5 separate regions of the Homo sapiens genome follow, and regions 2, 3, 4 and 5 are each linked to region 1. Evidence: chromatin contacts called from ENCODE Hi-C or POLR2A ChIA-PET data. All regions are on one chromosome and are shown on one strand. Each heading gives the region's core, a stretch centred on a gene start or an enhancer-like site at or near the end of the contact. The rest is flanking DNA. Distances are from core to core; before and after follow the strand shown.

Evidence for each region. A loop is a pair of places that touch in the nucleus more often than their neighbours do. ChIA-PET counts read pairs that join two places held with the same protein, here RNA polymerase II (POLR2A). Pooled maps may share reads with other maps.
Region 2: a loop to region 1 is called in a pooled map, with 5 times the contacts of the local background. The contact joins the promoter of SLC27A1 here to the promoter of JUND in region 1. A Hi-C loop is called at or near these places in 1 of 50 pooled maps. POLR2A ChIA-PET finds 5 or more read pairs at or near these places in 2 of 52 experiments (K562 and PC-3).
Region 3: a pooled map shows a loop between it and region 1 (5-fold over the local background). The contact joins the promoter of COLGALT1 here to the promoter of JUND in region 1. A Hi-C loop is called at or near these places in 2 of 50 pooled maps. POLR2A ChIA-PET finds 5 or more read pairs at or near these places in 2 of 52 experiments (MCF 10A and endothelial cell of umbilical vein).
Region 4: a loop to region 1 is called in a pooled map, with 9 times the contacts of the local background. The contact joins the promoter of COPE here to the promoter of JUND in region 1. A Hi-C loop is called at or near these places in 1 of 37 single-sample maps with no recorded cell type and 10 of 50 pooled maps. POLR2A ChIA-PET finds 5 or more read pairs at or near these places in 7 of 52 experiments (AG04450, CD4-positive, alpha-beta T cell, CD8-positive, alpha-beta T cell and 4 more).
Region 5: a loop to region 1 is called in a pooled map, with 6 times the contacts of the local background. The contact joins the enhancer-like site here to the promoter of JUND in region 1. A Hi-C loop is called at or near these places in 6 of 50 pooled maps. POLR2A ChIA-PET finds 5 or more read pairs at or near these places in 7 of 52 experiments (AG04449, CD4-positive, alpha-beta memory T cell, Caco-2 and 4 more).

Annotation. Positions count from the first base shown.
Region 1 is chr19:18,280,256-18,283,009 of GRCh38, reverse strand. JUND (JunD proto-oncogene, AP-1 transcription factor subunit) reads left to right here and starts at 1,388. Exons shown (of 1, transcript NM_005354.6): 1 at 1,388-2,754. The coding sequence starts at 1,526. The coding sequence ends at 2,569. It overlaps MIR3188 (microRNA 3188), which reads right to left and starts at 933; the gene lies at 849-933. LOC124904652 (a long non-coding RNA gene) reads right to left here and starts at 918. Exons shown (of 2, transcript XR_007067154.1): 1 at 1-918. RefSeq lists silencers at 910-1,909, 2,490-2,754 and an enhancer at 1,403-2,254.
Region 2 is chr19:17,469,124-17,471,877 of GRCh38, reverse strand. It overlaps SLC27A1 (solute carrier family 27 member 1), which reads right to left and starts at 1,354. Exons shown (of 12, transcript NM_198580.3): 1 at 1,171-1,354. The coding sequence starts at 1,337. RefSeq lists enhancers at 237-738, 2,160-2,289 and a silencer at 1,280-1,409.
Region 3 is chr19:17,554,252-17,557,005 of GRCh38, reverse strand. It overlaps COLGALT1 (collagen beta(1-O)galactosyltransferase 1), which reads right to left and starts at 1,357. Exons shown (of 12, transcript NM_024656.4): 1 at 1,033-1,357. The coding sequence starts at 1,292. It also overlaps a transcript of NIBAN3 not described here. RefSeq lists a silencer at 1,190-1,279.
Region 4 is chr19:18,917,997-18,920,750 of GRCh38, reverse strand. It overlaps COPE (coat protein complex I subunit epsilon), which reads left to right and starts at 1,364. Exons shown (of 10, transcript NM_007263.4): 1 at 1,364-1,528. The coding sequence starts at 1,403. It overlaps DDX49 (DEAD-box helicase 49), which reads right to left and starts at 1,036. Exons shown (of 13, transcript NM_019070.5): 1 at 895-1,036; 2 at 48-171. The coding sequence starts at 1,009. RefSeq lists enhancers at 762-1,361, 2,264-2,754 and a silencer at 1,442-1,631.
Region 5 is chr19:17,737,997-17,740,750 of GRCh38, reverse strand. The region is part of intron 3 of FCHO1-AS1 (FCHO1 antisense RNA 1); the gene reads left to right. Among named protein-coding and RNA genes, the nearest start is that of FCHO1-AS1, 12 kb to the left of the region's middle. RefSeq lists an enhancer at 1,388-1,888. Within about 2 kb of position 1,375, at least 5 of the 41 ENCODE cell types and tissues checked have a DNase peak (open chromatin) inside an H3K27ac peak, as active enhancers do.

The DNA of each region.
Region 1 (2,754 bases), core at 139-2,638:
AAGGAGTAAAGTCTGAGGGTGGGGCACTTCCTGAAGACACATCTTTGCACTGGGGGAAGGGAGTACCAAGCAGAGAGCATAGCACGTGCAAAGGCCCAGAGGTACGATTAGTCCTGCAACTGGGAGGCCAAGGATCAGAGAGAGTGAGGGGAAGGAGGTCAGGGAAAGGAGGGTGTGGGCTCCATTCAGACAGAGGTGGGGAGCTGGAGGGGTGCATGCAGAGGCTGTAGGTCAGATCCAGATGTCCTAAGGATCCCTTGTGAGTATTGGTGGGGTGGGTCCATCTCTCCTCCCTCACACCCCCTTCCCAGCCAGTCTTAATAGTGGCTCATTAAGCCCTAACAGCCATGATAGTGGTAACAAGCATGTAATAATTATACCCGGCATTCCTGCCTCATCAGCCCAGCCCCTGGAGTTGGGCACCCTCGCCCAGGACATCACAGCCCTGGCAGACCTGGGGTTAAAACGTGGGCGGCGGAAGGAAGGGGCTGCGCAGGGGCCTGGACTCCCAGGTTCTAGGGTTCTAAGGGTGGACAAGAGCTCAGGCCTAGTCACAGCCCGGGCCCTGCTGTGACTCCTAGCTAACTCTCGGGGGATGGTCACTCCACCTCTCTGAGCCCAGTTTCCCATCTGTAAAGGCAGGAAGTAGGACTCCTGGTTCTAGAACGCACTCAGTGAAAATGATCAGGATCCAAGCGCTTTCAGCAACTTCTGGCGACCCTCCTCTCCCCTCCCGTCTCTTCCTGAGCAATCACACGCGGGGTGGAGGGAGGGAGGGAAGGAAGGAGGGAGGGTGAGGAACGCAGACCTCCCCACACCCCCGGCGAGCCCCCGGACACAGCCCCACCAGGCCTCCAGCCCCGTATCCGCACAAAGCCTCTCCAGAAGGCGCGCTAGGGGAGGCCCTGGCGGCACAGCAGAGCAGGAGGCGCCAAGGAGTTATTTAGCCATGCGGGACCCCATCCCCCTCCAGTCCCCGGAGGCCGGCACCGCCCCCGCCCCCGCCCCCGCCCGGCCGGGGCCCCACGCGCGGACACGGGGCGGGGCCTCGGGGCGGGCGGGCGCCTGGTGGCCCGGGCCCATCACGCCACCCGGGACGTGCCTTGGCGGAGGCGGCGCCGGGGAGATCGGTCGTACACAGCGGTCCCGGGGCGGGGTGACCCGGCCCGGGCGCGCGGCCGCCCCCATGACGTCAACCCACAAGGCAGCGCGCTGTTGTGGCGTTTACCGCGCGTCGCCGGGGCAACGGCGGCCGGGCGGGCGTCGGCGGCTTGGCCCCGCCCCTCCATGCAAATGAGCGACGTCACCCGCACCCAATGGCGAACGGGGGCGGTGAGCTCATCGCGCCGAGCCGAGGCTATAAGAGGGCGCACAAGTGGCGCGGCGCAGGAGCCGCCGCCAGTGGAGGGCCGGGCGCTGCGGCCGCGGCCGGGGCGGGCGCAGGGCCGAGCGGACGGGGGGGCGCGGGCCCCCCGGGAGGCCGCGGCCACTCCCCCCCGGGCCGGCGCGGCGGGGGAGGCGGAGGATGGAAACACCCTTCTACGGCGATGAGGCGCTGAGCGGCCTGGGCGGCGGCGCCAGTGGCAGCGGCGGCAGCTTCGCGTCCCCGGGCCGCTTGTTCCCCGGGGCGCCCCCGACGGCCGCGGCCGGCAGCATGATGAAGAAGGACGCGCTGACGCTGAGCCTGAGTGAGCAGGTGGCGGCAGCGCTCAAGCCTGCGGCCGCGCCGCCTCCTACCCCCCTGCGCGCCGACGGCGCCCCCAGCGCGGCACCCCCCGACGGCCTGCTCGCCTCTCCCGACCTGGGGCTGCTGAAGCTGGCCTCCCCCGAGCTCGAGCGCCTCATCATCCAGTCCAACGGGCTGGTCACCACCACGCCGACGAGCTCACAGTTCCTCTACCCCAAGGTGGCGGCCAGCGAGGAGCAGGAGTTCGCCGAGGGCTTCGTCAAGGCCCTGGAGGATTTACACAAGCAGAACCAGCTCGGCGCGGGCGCGGCCGCTGCCGCCGCCGCCGCCGCCGCCGGGGGGCCCTCGGGCACGGCCACGGGCTCCGCGCCCCCCGGCGAGCTGGCCCCGGCGGCGGCCGCGCCCGAAGCGCCTGTCTACGCGAACCTGAGCAGCTACGCGGGCGGCGCCGGGGGCGCGGGGGGCGCCGCGACGGTCGCCTTCGCTGCCGAACCTGTGCCCTTCCCGCCGCCGCCACCCCCAGGCGCGTTGGGGCCGCCGCGCCTGGCTGCGCTCAAGGACGAGCCACAGACGGTGCCCGACGTGCCGAGCTTCGGCGAGAGCCCGCCGTTGTCGCCCATCGACATGGACACGCAGGAGCGCATCAAGGCGGAGCGCAAGCGGCTGCGCAACCGCATCGCCGCCTCCAAGTGCCGCAAGCGCAAGCTGGAGCGCATCTCGCGCCTGGAAGAGAAAGTGAAGACCCTCAAGAGTCAGAACACGGAGCTGGCGTCCACGGCGAGCCTGCTGCGCGAGCAGGTGGCGCAGCTCAAGCAGAAAGTCCTCAGCCACGTCAACAGCGGCTGCCAGCTGCTGCCCCAGCACCAGGTGCCCGCGTACTGAGTCCGCGCGCGGGGCGCATGCGCGGCCACCCTCCCCAAGGGGCGGGCTCGCGGGGGGGTGTCGTGGGCGCCCCGGACTTGGAGAGGGTGCGGCCCTGGGGACCCCCCCTCCCCGAGTGTGCCCAGGAACTCAGAGAGGGCGCGGCCCCCGGGGATTCCCCCCCCCCGAGGGTGCCCAGGACTCGA
Region 2 (2,754 bases), core at 105-2,604, 810 kb after region 1:
AGTCTTCCTTCTGCCAAGGATGGGCTGGCCATGGAAGGTGTCTGAGCAGAGGGCACAGTCAGATTTCCACATCAGAACAACCAAGGAGCCGGGGGCAGGGGGCCATGGCATGCAGAAGGGGTGAGTTTTAGAAAGTTCAGAACCAGTCAACTTACGGTGGGATCTTTCCCATCTCCACACCCTCTGTGCCCTCCTTACAATGGGTTCAGTCCCTCTTGCTACTCCATCTTACAAGGAGCTGTGAAGGTGTTGAGCCCTGCCCCGCTAGCCGGCGCTCACCTGCTCCCACGTGGTGCTGTTCCTGAGGTCTGCTCTGATAGAAGCCCCCAGCAATGCCTGTTTCATCCCAGAAGGACCCCCAACGGCTCGTTTGAGCAAGTCCCTCAGAGACACCGCAAAAACCCTCCAAGGATCCTTGCACAGGACACCAGAATCTGCCCCCCTAGCATGAATCCAGTGTCCCAGTCTCCAGAAGAGACCCCCCAAACAAGTCCTGGAATACACAGCAGCCTCCCGACACACTCCGAACAACTCCCAAACCCAAAGTCCCACACAGACCCCAAAATCTCAAACAGTGCCCCAGCTGTAAACGATCCCGAGGAAACTCACACCTTCAGAAACCCGGGAAGTCCTTTATAGAGCAGCTCGCTCATCCCTCAGAGAAAGCCCTAGATAGACCCAAAGTGTCTTGGCAACCCCCCAGAGACTATCTATTGGGTCGTCCCTGTGAGCCCCGGTGACCTACTGGAGAGCCCCCTGAAGTCTCTCACAGTTATCACGGCTCCAAAAAGACCCCCACACCGCCACGGATTTCCAGTCAGCCCCAGCTCCCTGGAATTTCCACCAGTTGCCCAAAGACCCCCAAATTGCCCCCCAAATCCCCTGAGATCATCTCCTAAGCAGCCTGCAACGCCCGAAGCACCTTAGAGGCTACTCATCTTCCTCGAGAAATCCTTAAAGTGTCCCCTGTAGCCCCCTCAGAGACCCCCAACTGGTCACCCTCTCAGGCCCCGCCCCCGCCCAGCCCTCGGCCCAGCCCCGCCCCCAACCTACAAAGCACCCTCAGCTCTCCGGACCCTCCAAGCCGTCCCCGCAACCCAGCCCTGCACCGTGCGCCCCCAGAGCCCTCAGCCCCGCCCCCAGCCCTGGACGGATCCCGGCAACACTCACAAGAGGTCTCGCCTCGCGGTCTTGCAGACGATGCGCAGGAAGCGCCAGCCGCCGCTGCCCACGTACACGCCGAGCGCCGCTGCCGCGCTCCAGGTCCACGGCAGCCCCAGCAGCCACAACAGCGCCAGCGAGACCACCGAGGCCGCGCCCGCACCCGGAGCCCGCATCCTGGGGAAGCAGAGAGAGCTGAGGCCGCGGGCCGCTCCAGCCCCGCCCCACGACCCGCTCCGCCCCACGACCGCCCCCGCCTCTACAGCGAGCCGCGCCCCCAGGCCTCGGCTCTGCGCCCCCCGCGAGTCCGGGAACGCGCTCCGAGTCAGACTCCGCCCCCAGGCCTGGGATTGGTCAACTCCTCAGGCCAGGCATCGCCCCTTTCCAGGCTTTTACACCCGCCCGCTAACTAGGAACCAGACCAGGGCCCCAGGCCTGGGATTGGCCAGGTCCTGGCCAGGCTCCGCCCCCGGACCCTGGGTCCGCTCTATTCCATATTTTTGAGCCCATCCTTCCCTGCCAATCTTACAACAGTCCCCGCCCCCAGAGCCAGCATGTCCACCTTGTCGGTCACTGTCAGGCCTCGCCACATGCCTTCATCTAGCCTCTATCCTCGATCCCCGAATTACCCTTCACGTCCTGTCCCCTTTCCTCCTGGTCCTGCCTCTACCCCGTGGCCTTTTCACCACTCACTGGGCCCCGCCCTTAGGTTATGCTTCTAGCCCAGCCCACAGGTACAAGCCCTCTCCCCGAGTCCCGCCCCTCTCAGCCAGGCCCCACCCCCTAGGTTAGACATATGCCTCCCCACCCCCCCGCAATAAGCACACGCCCCACCCTCCCGAAACTAGAGCCCTCCCCAATCCGTTCAAGCCCCACCCCAGTTCCGGGCCTAGCCCAAGTTCCCAGGCTCAGGTTCTATCCTGGCCACGGGCCCCGCCCTCAGGCTTTGGCTCGGTCGCCACCTCCTGGGTTTCACTCCGGCCCCCCTAGGACCTAGGCCCCGCCCCTCTTCCCTCCTGTCTACTTCGAAGCCCCTCAGCCCGCAGAGCCGAGGCCGGCCGTCTTCCAGAAGCCACGACCATAGAGAGGCAACCGGACCGGAGAGGCGACGGCCAAAGAGACATGGGTGCTAGAACGGCCCGCCAGGGTCGTCCGCTGTCTCCATGACAACCAAGCCTTGCCCCACCCCCTCTCCTTTTAGGAAACACACGTGTCCTGCAGCCTTGGGGCGTGGCTCGCAAGATATCAGGACCCGAGCCCTAGTTGGCGTGCAGGATCTCTACCCCGGGGGACCAAAAATATCCCAGTCCACACCCACGGCCCGCGCGGGCTGTATTCTTGCTCCAGCTTGTCCTAAATCCAAGCCCCAAAGCCTCTTTCGGTCTTAAAAACACGTTCCAGGGCCCGGGGGAGTGCTCAACTCACACCATTGGGGCCTCAGAAGTCTCTAACTGTAAACACCGCCGCGGTCTTAACACGTGTGATTCAAGGACACAGCTAATTCTTAATCCATGTCCCGAAGCCTTGTCGGTTAAGTCTCACCGTCACACCCCAGGATCCCAGGGAGGACAAAATCCACACGCCAGGTCCCCA
Region 3 (2,754 bases), core at 108-2,607, 730 kb after region 1:
GGGCTCCACATCCATTAACTGGATAATCTTCAGAGACAAACCCAAAAAGAGAATTATATTAATACGCTCATTTTCTTTTCTTTTTCTTTTTTTAGAGGCAGGTCTTACTCTGTAGCCCAGGCTGGAGTGCAGTGGTGCAATCATAGGTCACTGCAGCCTCGAACTCCTGGGCTCAAGCGATTCTCCTGCGTCAGCCTCCTGAATAGCTGGGACTACAGGCACACACCACCGCACCTGGCTAATTTTTGTATTTTTTTTCTAGAGACGGGGTTTTGCCATGTTGGCAAGGCTGGTGTCGAACTCCTGAGCTCAAGTGACCCGCTTACCTTGGCCTCCCAAATTGCTAGGATTACTGCGTGAGCCACTGCACCCGGACCCATTTTCCATTTGAGAAAACTGAGGCAGGGAGTGAGAAGTCACCAGTCAAAGGTTTCTTCAGAGCTCTGCCCCATTCCCTACCAAGAAAGCATCCACTTCCTCCTGGGCCATCTGGTCCTGGACTCCACCCACGCCGGTCTGAGGGCAGGGGTTTGACTGGGGCCTGGAGCCAGGCTGAGTTCAAGCTTAAGGGCAGCAGCCGGCACAGAAAGGCTTGCTGTTAGATGTGGCCTCTGGCAACGCCCCAGTGGGGGCTCTGGGCTCCGTCCTTTGGAGGTGTACGTGCCCCAGAGGGAGTTAGAGCCCCAGTTAGTGAGGCCGGAGCTGCCCTAGTAGGGTCCAGCAGGCAGAAGCGGTGCCCAGCCCACCCCAAAGGAGCCAGCAGGAGGAACTCGGTCCCGCTTGTGTTGTGGGGAGGGCTGTGTCTGGCCCCATGGGAGGACAGCAGGCAGGGGGCACGCGTGGACCCGTCCCGATGGGGGCAGCGGGCAGGGGCATGCGTAGAACCGTCCCGATGGGGGTAGCGAGCAGGAAGCACGCGCGGACCCGCCCAGAAGAGGACAGCGGGCAGGGGCTCGCGTGGACCCACCCCTATGGGGACAGCAAGCAGGGGCTCGCGTGACCCGCCTGATGGGGACAGCGGGCTCGACTCACCATAGCGCCGTGCGCTCCCGCGGGTGCCGCAGCCGCTCGAGTGCGCCCAGCGTGGTGGGCAACGCGTGGGCCGCGTTTCGCGCCAACAGCGCGATGAGCACGCGCGGCGCCTGCAGGGGCGACTCCGGGCTCCAGCGCTCCTCGGGGAAGTAGGCGTCGGCGCCCGGCGGGGCCCCCGGCGGCAGTGGCGCCAGCAGCAGAAGCAGCAGCGCCAGGAGCGGCTGCCCGCGCCGCCGGCCCGCGCGTGGGGCCGCCGCCATCGCGCCACGCGTCTCCTTTAAGTCGTTTTTCTGCGGGAGGACTCTGGCCGCGCCTTAAAGGGGTCATAGGGGCCCCGCCCGGCCGCGCGCCTTAAAGGGGAGGAGCGCGCCGGGCGTGAAGTCCAGGCCCCGCCTCCAGACGCTCTCCGAGTCCCAAGGCCCGGAGTGACGTCACCTGCAGCCCTACCCAGGACGCCCCGCCCCCGCACCGATCTTAAAGGCACATAGCGCTCGGAGCGCGTGGAAGGGATGTTAGGGGTAGCGTTAGGGTTAGGAACCCGCGCTTCCTCCAGGCGCCTCCTACCACTGAGACCTCCGCCAGATGCGCCGCCCAATTTCCCCATGTATAAAACCCGGGCTGTGCCACCAGGCGGACTTGGCTACTTAGGACCTGGTTTGGGACCCAAGAGACCTTAGCCTCAGTTTCCTCTGCTGCAACGTGGGTTTTGCCATCCTGGTTTTGGATCTCACAGGGATGTCATTGAGGGTTGTGGAGAATAAAGGTCATGACGTCCACAGACCTGGCGTCACATTCAGTCCCCGCCTTGGGCTTGCTATATGTGAGCCTCAGTCTGTCCATCTATAAAATGAGATCATAGAGACCCTATAGGGTTGGCGTGAAAATAGAGCCAGGGCATGATAATGGACCGTTCTGGGCACAAGCTCTTCCAGAGACAAGGGCCATGTTTTCATGGAAACGCTGTCAAGGGATTGTTTTCCAATACTCTAGAGCCGCATTTTCAAATTGATTGACTTAGTATCACACTTTTTTTTTTTTTTTTTTGAGACGGAGTCTGGCTTTGTTGCCCGGGCTGGAGTGCAGTGGTGCAACATAGCAAGACCGTGCCTCTATTTTTAAAAACAATAAAAACTTTAAAAAATACATCTGAACATTATTATTATTATTATTATTATTTTCTTTTTTTTTTTTTTTGAGACAGCGTCTCACTCCATTGCCCCGGCTAGAGTACAGTGGCGCGATCTCGGCTCACTGCAACCTCCGCCTCCCGGGTTCAAGCGATTCTCCTGCTTCAGCCTCCTGAGTAGCTGGGACTACAGGCACGCGCCACCACGCCCGGCTAATTTTTGTTTATAGTAGAGATGGGGTTTCACCATATTGGCCAGGCTGGTCTCGAACTCCTGACCTCCTGATCCGCCCACCTCAGCCTCCCAAAGTGCTGGGATTACAGGCGTGAGCCACCGCGCCCAGCTTATTATTATTTTCACAGAGAGGGTCTTACTCTGTGGCTCAGGCTAGAGTGCAGTGGCATGATCACATGATCATGGCTCACTGCAGCCTCAACCTCCTGGGCTCAACTGATCCTCCTGCCTCAGCCTCCCAAGTAGCTGGGACTACAAGTGCACTCAACCACGCCCAGCTAATTTTTAAATTTTTTGTAGAGATGGAGTCTCGCTATGTTGCCCCGGCTGTTCTCAAACTCCTGGTCTCAAGTAATCCTCC
Region 4 (2,754 bases), core at 115-2,614, 640 kb before region 1:
GAGCACAGCTGGTTAACCCATACCCAGGAGGCCTGCTGGGGGCTTACCTGGTGGGTGTCAGGACGAGGCAGAAGATGCCATAGGGATCCTCAGACAGCTTCTGCAAGATGGGAAGGACAAACGCTGCTGTCTTCCCACTGCCTGTCTTAGCACAGCCCAAGCAGTCTCGACCTGGGTTGGGGACAAAGCAGCATCAACACCCTCCATGTGTGGACAGCTGGGTTTCAGAGACCTTGCCCAGGACACACTGCCAGTGAGTGGCAGGCTGGACTGGAACCCATATCCATTTGACCCGAGATGCCCACAGCTTCCTACCACCTCGTTCTAACTCCGTCCAGGAGCACGTGAATTTGGGGAATCCAGAATTCCCTTCCCTCATATGCATCTTGTGCTCCCTGTTGACCCCTTCATTTGTTTATTTAATCCCTGACTTATCACATCTTAGGCTTCCTGTGGGCCTCTCTTTAATGGCGAAACTGGGTTGGGCTAGAGGAGCAGAGAGAAGACCTTCTCCTAGAGGAGCAATCACAGGACCAAGGAGTCCTGGATCTACCAGCAATTTTGACAGCCTCAACTTCTATTTGTAAAATAAAGATAGCAGTACCAGGTCTGCAGGATTTTGCGATACTATCGGACTAGTCATCCATCAAACCCTCCCTGTGCTGAGACTATGAAAATTTCAGAGATTACATCACTTGCGTACGAACACAAAGCGAGTCAGTCATGCAACCTAAATGCCAACACTGTCCAGTCGTCCTCCGGAACCCCGGATCTCCTGTAACGCCCGAGGTTGCCCCTCGCCTCGTGGGACCGGAATAAGCAAAGGTTGCGAGAAGGGAAAGGAGTCGAGAGGAGCGGAGAGGCCTCTTGGGGAAGGCCCTGGGCCATACTCACCCTCCAGGATGGCGGGGATGCAGCCGAGCTGCACGGGCGTGGGCTGCTTCAAACCCAGCTGCCGACATTGTTCCACGAGCCACGATGACAGCCCGAGCTCCGCGAAGCCTGCCATCCTTGTGGCCGCTTGTAGGGGCCCCTTGTAGGGGCCCGTGTGATCCGCGCTTCCGGCGCGCGCCGACGACGTCACGAGAAAAATCTTCCTGTTTATTGGATCTGCCTCCTGCGTGGTCCCACCCTCTCCAGCTCCCTCAGCCTATTCCCAGCCTCGACCGCATCCTTATCATGTTTCCCCGGATCCCATTGGCTTGCAGAAACACACTACAATTCCCGAGATGCTCTCCGTGACGCACTTACGCCTTCCGCCCCCTTGCATATTATTGTGGAGCTTCCCATTGGCTTACTTCGCCGCCGCTCGGAAAAAGTAAACTACATTTCCTAGCGTGCCCGTGTCTTGCTTCCGGCTGACGTGTCTTTCAGGAAGAGGAGCTGGTGAGAAGACAGCGAAATGGCGCCTCCGGCCCCCGGCCCGGCCTCCGGCGGCTCCGGGGAGGTAGACGAGCTGTTCGACGTAAAGAACGCCTTCTACATCGGCAGCTACCAGCAGTGCATAAACGAGGCGCAGCGGGTGAAGGTGCGGCCGCGCAGGGGCGCGGGGACGCTGGGGGCGGAGGCGGAGGACGCTTTCTGGTGGCCGCGAGCCGCGTTCTGCGTCTAAAAACTTTCTCTTTTCTTCTCGCGTTTTTTGGGCCACCTCTTCCACAGTTCAGTGAGGAGTAGTCACTGTCCCGTGACAGAACCCAGAGCAGTAACAGTTTACGGTACTGCTCACTCGTACAGCGTTCTCTCTGCGCCCTTGAAAGTGTTTTGAGTAAGGGAGGTGTTTATGCCACTGTAGTGACAATAAGCCTATTTTGTTCAGCCATACCTTCAGTTCCCGTGAGATGGAGACTGTTGCTTATCCTCATTTTACGGATGAGAACCCTAAAGTTCAGAGAAGGACGTTTCCCTGCCCAACCAGCCTGGTTATTTCTCCCAGAGCTTACCCATTCATTCATTCATTCTTCATTGAGCACTTTTTTGGACGGGCACTGTATTCCGCTGGACTCAGAATGATAAACACAGTTTCCCAGCGCAGTGGCTCAAACGCCTGTAATTCTGGCGCTTTGGGAGGCCGAGGCGGGCAGATCGCATGCGCCCAGGAGTTCGAGACCAGCTTGGGCAACGTGGAGAAACCATGAGTCTACCAAAAATTAGCCGGGCGTGGTGGCGGGCACTTGTAATCTCAGCTACCGGGAGGCTGAGACAGGAGAATCGCTTCAACCCGGAGGCCGAGGTTGCAGTGAACCGAGATCGCGCCACTGCACTCCAGCCTGGGTGACAAAGTTGTAAGAATTAAAGAGGAAAGAAACACGAAAGGTGGCTTGCCAGTCAAGACAGGTTTATTTTAGAGAAAACAAACCTGAGAGGCGCCTTCTGGCGGAGTTGGGTCAGAGTAACACTCTTTTACAGACTAAGAGTTTTTAAGGATTCAGGGTCGGAGAGTTTATCAGAGGCTTGAACTGCTTCTGTGTCTCTTCGTTGTGCTTATCTGGGAGGGAGAGTTGTGTGTCTGTTCCCATACATCTTTCTTTTTTCTTTTCTTTTCTTTTCTTTTTTTTTTTTTTTTGAGATGGAGACTCGCGCTGTTGCCAGGCTGGAGTGCAGTGGCGTGATCTCGGCTCACTGCAACCTCCGCCCCCAGGTTCAAGCAATTCTCCTTTCTCAGCCTCTCGAGTAGCTGGGATTACAGGCGCGCGCCACCATGGCCCGGCTAATTTTTGTATTTTTAGTAGAGACGGGGTTTCACCATGTTGGCCA
Region 5 (2,754 bases), core at 126-2,625, 540 kb after region 1:
TGGGCTCACAGTTGGGGGAATCAATATAAACATATTGACATATAAACATATAAACAAGTAAGAGTCTGCTAGGGCTATGGATTAAAAGGAAATACAACAGGAAGATGTGCTGGTGGACAGGACGACACTTTATTTATTTATTTATTTATTTATTTATTTATTTATTTATTTATTTTGAGATGAAGTCTCGCTTTTGTCCCCCAGCCTGGAGTGCAATGGTGCGATCTCGGCTCACTGCAACCTCCATCTCCCGAGTTCAAGTGATTCTCCTGCCTCAGTCCCCTGAGTAGCTGGCATTACAAGCGCCCGCCACCACGTCCAGCTAGTTTTTGTATTTTTAGTAGAGACGGGGTTTCACCATGTTGGCCAGGCTGGTCTCAAACTCCTGACCTCAGGTGTTCCCAAAGTGCTAAGATTACAGGCGTTGAGCCGCTGCGCCCGGCCTTATTTATTTATTTTGAGACAGTCTCACTTTGTTGCCCAGGCCATCTCAGCTCACTGCAACCTTCACCTCCCAGGTTCAAGCGATTCTCCTGCCTTATCCTCTCGAGTAGCTGGGATTACAGGCACCCACCACCACGCCCGAATAATTTTTTTTTTTTTTTTTTGAGACGGAGTTTTGCTTTTGTCGCCCAGGCTGGAGTGCAGTGACGCGATCTCGGGTAACTGCAACCTCTGCCTCCCGGGTTCAAGTGATTCTCCTGCCTCAGGCTCCAGAGTAGCTGGGATTACAGGCGTGTGCCACCACGCCCCGCTAACCAGGTTGGTCAGGCTGGTCTCGAACTCCTGACCTCAGGTGAGCCACCCACCTCACCCTCCCAAAGCGCTAGGATGACAGGAGTGAGACACTGCATCCGGCCCTAATTTTTGTATTTTTAGTAGAGACGGGGTGTGACTATGTTGGCCAGGCTGTTCTCAAACTCCCGACTTCTGGTGATCCGCCTGCCTCAGCTTCCCAAAGTGCTGGGATGACAGGCGTAAGCCACCATGCCTGGCCAGGACACTTTTAAGAGAGGGAGTCAGGAAGGGTCCAGGCAGTGGACTAAGAGGTAGCAAGGAGGGCTACCTGGAGGAGGTACCATACCAGGCAGGGCTCCACCACGCCCTGCCCCATCACTGCCTCTCTCTGGGAAGAGCTGACATCTTCCCAGAAATGAGCTCTGGCCACGCCCCACCAGGACCTGGCACCCCCACCCCCACCCCTCTTCCACTGGCGGGCCTCTCCCAAGTCCACTTTAAGCCCGCTTCCCCTGCGTCTCCCCTCCCCCAGGGCCCCATGGGATTTGGTCCCAGCTGCTCAGTGAGGCCTCCAGGCAGCTGCCTCCCACACTCTTCCCCCTTTGCGGGGGCGTCAATGTCACCCTTCTCTCAGTTCCTCCAGCAAACCAGGCCTTTGCCTCTGCCGGTCCCTCCTCCAGGAGCACCCTTCCCCTTCCCTAATAAGGCTCACCCTTTTGCATCCTTGGGAAGCCTCCTTTAACCCCCAAGGCGGCAGCGCTAAAAGGCTTCCTCTGAGCCCTCGGGGTGCGCGTGCCACCTCCCCACACCTCACACCATGGGCTGTTGCTTCTTTGTGTTTCACTCGCCCACCTGACACTGTTTGCCCAGTGGGAGGAACTTCCAACAGTTTTTGTTTTTATTTTGTTTTGAGACAGAATCTTGCTCTGTTGCCCAGGCTGGAGTGCAGTGGTGCGATCTCAGCTTACTGCAACCTCTGCCTCCCAGGTTCAAGCAATTCTTCTGCCACAGAGTAGCTGGGATTACAAGACGTGCACCAGCACACCTGGCTAATTTTTGTATTTTTAGTAGAGATGGGGTTTCTCCATGTTGGCCAGGCTGATCTTGAACTCCTGACCTCAAGTGATGCGTCTGCCTCGGCCTCCCAAAGTGCTGGGATTACAGGCATGAGCCACTGCACCTGGCCTAAAAAGCTTTTTTGAGAGTCAACTGGCAAGGAGACAGTAGGCGAAGTTCAAATCTGTCTCTTCAAGCTGGAGCTTGGGGGCAGGTTTCATAGGCAGAGGGTTATCATGGGAGAGATACGGAAATGCAATGGGGGTGATATGACTGCATCACGTGCAGGGGCGATGATGTGTTTTTGGTGCTCAAGTCCACACTGCAGTAAACAAGGCACCGCCCTCCCCCTTTTATTTTTTGAGACAGGGTCTTGCTCTGTTGCCCAGGCTAGAGTGCAATGGCGAAATCACAGCTATCTGTAGCCTCAACCTCCGGAAGCTCAAGTGATCTTCCCACCCCAGCCTCCCAAGTAGCTGGGACTACAGGCGTATGTTACAACACACAGCTAATTTTTGTATCTTTTGTAGACGGGGTCTCACTATGTTGCCCAGGCTAGTCTCCAATTCCTGGGCATGAGACACCACACCCAGCTTTCTCTTTTTAATTTGGTCCCCATTCCTTTTTTTTTTTTTGAGATGGAGCCTCGCTCTGTCACCCAGGCTGGATCTCAGTGACGGTGGGATCTCAGCTCACTGCAATCTCTACTTCCTGGGTTCAAGCAACTCTCCCTGCCTCAGCCTCCTGAGTAGCTGGGATTACAGGTGCGCACCACCATGCCCCGTTAGTTTCTTTTGTATTTTTAGTAGAGACGGTTTCACCATGTTGGCCAGGCTCGAACTCCTGACCTCAGGTGATCCGTCTGCCTGGGCCTCCCAAAGTGCTGGGATTACAGGCATGAGTCACCACGCCCAGCATAGTCCCCATTCCTTGATCCGAGTACTTGGGTTCTACCTGTAG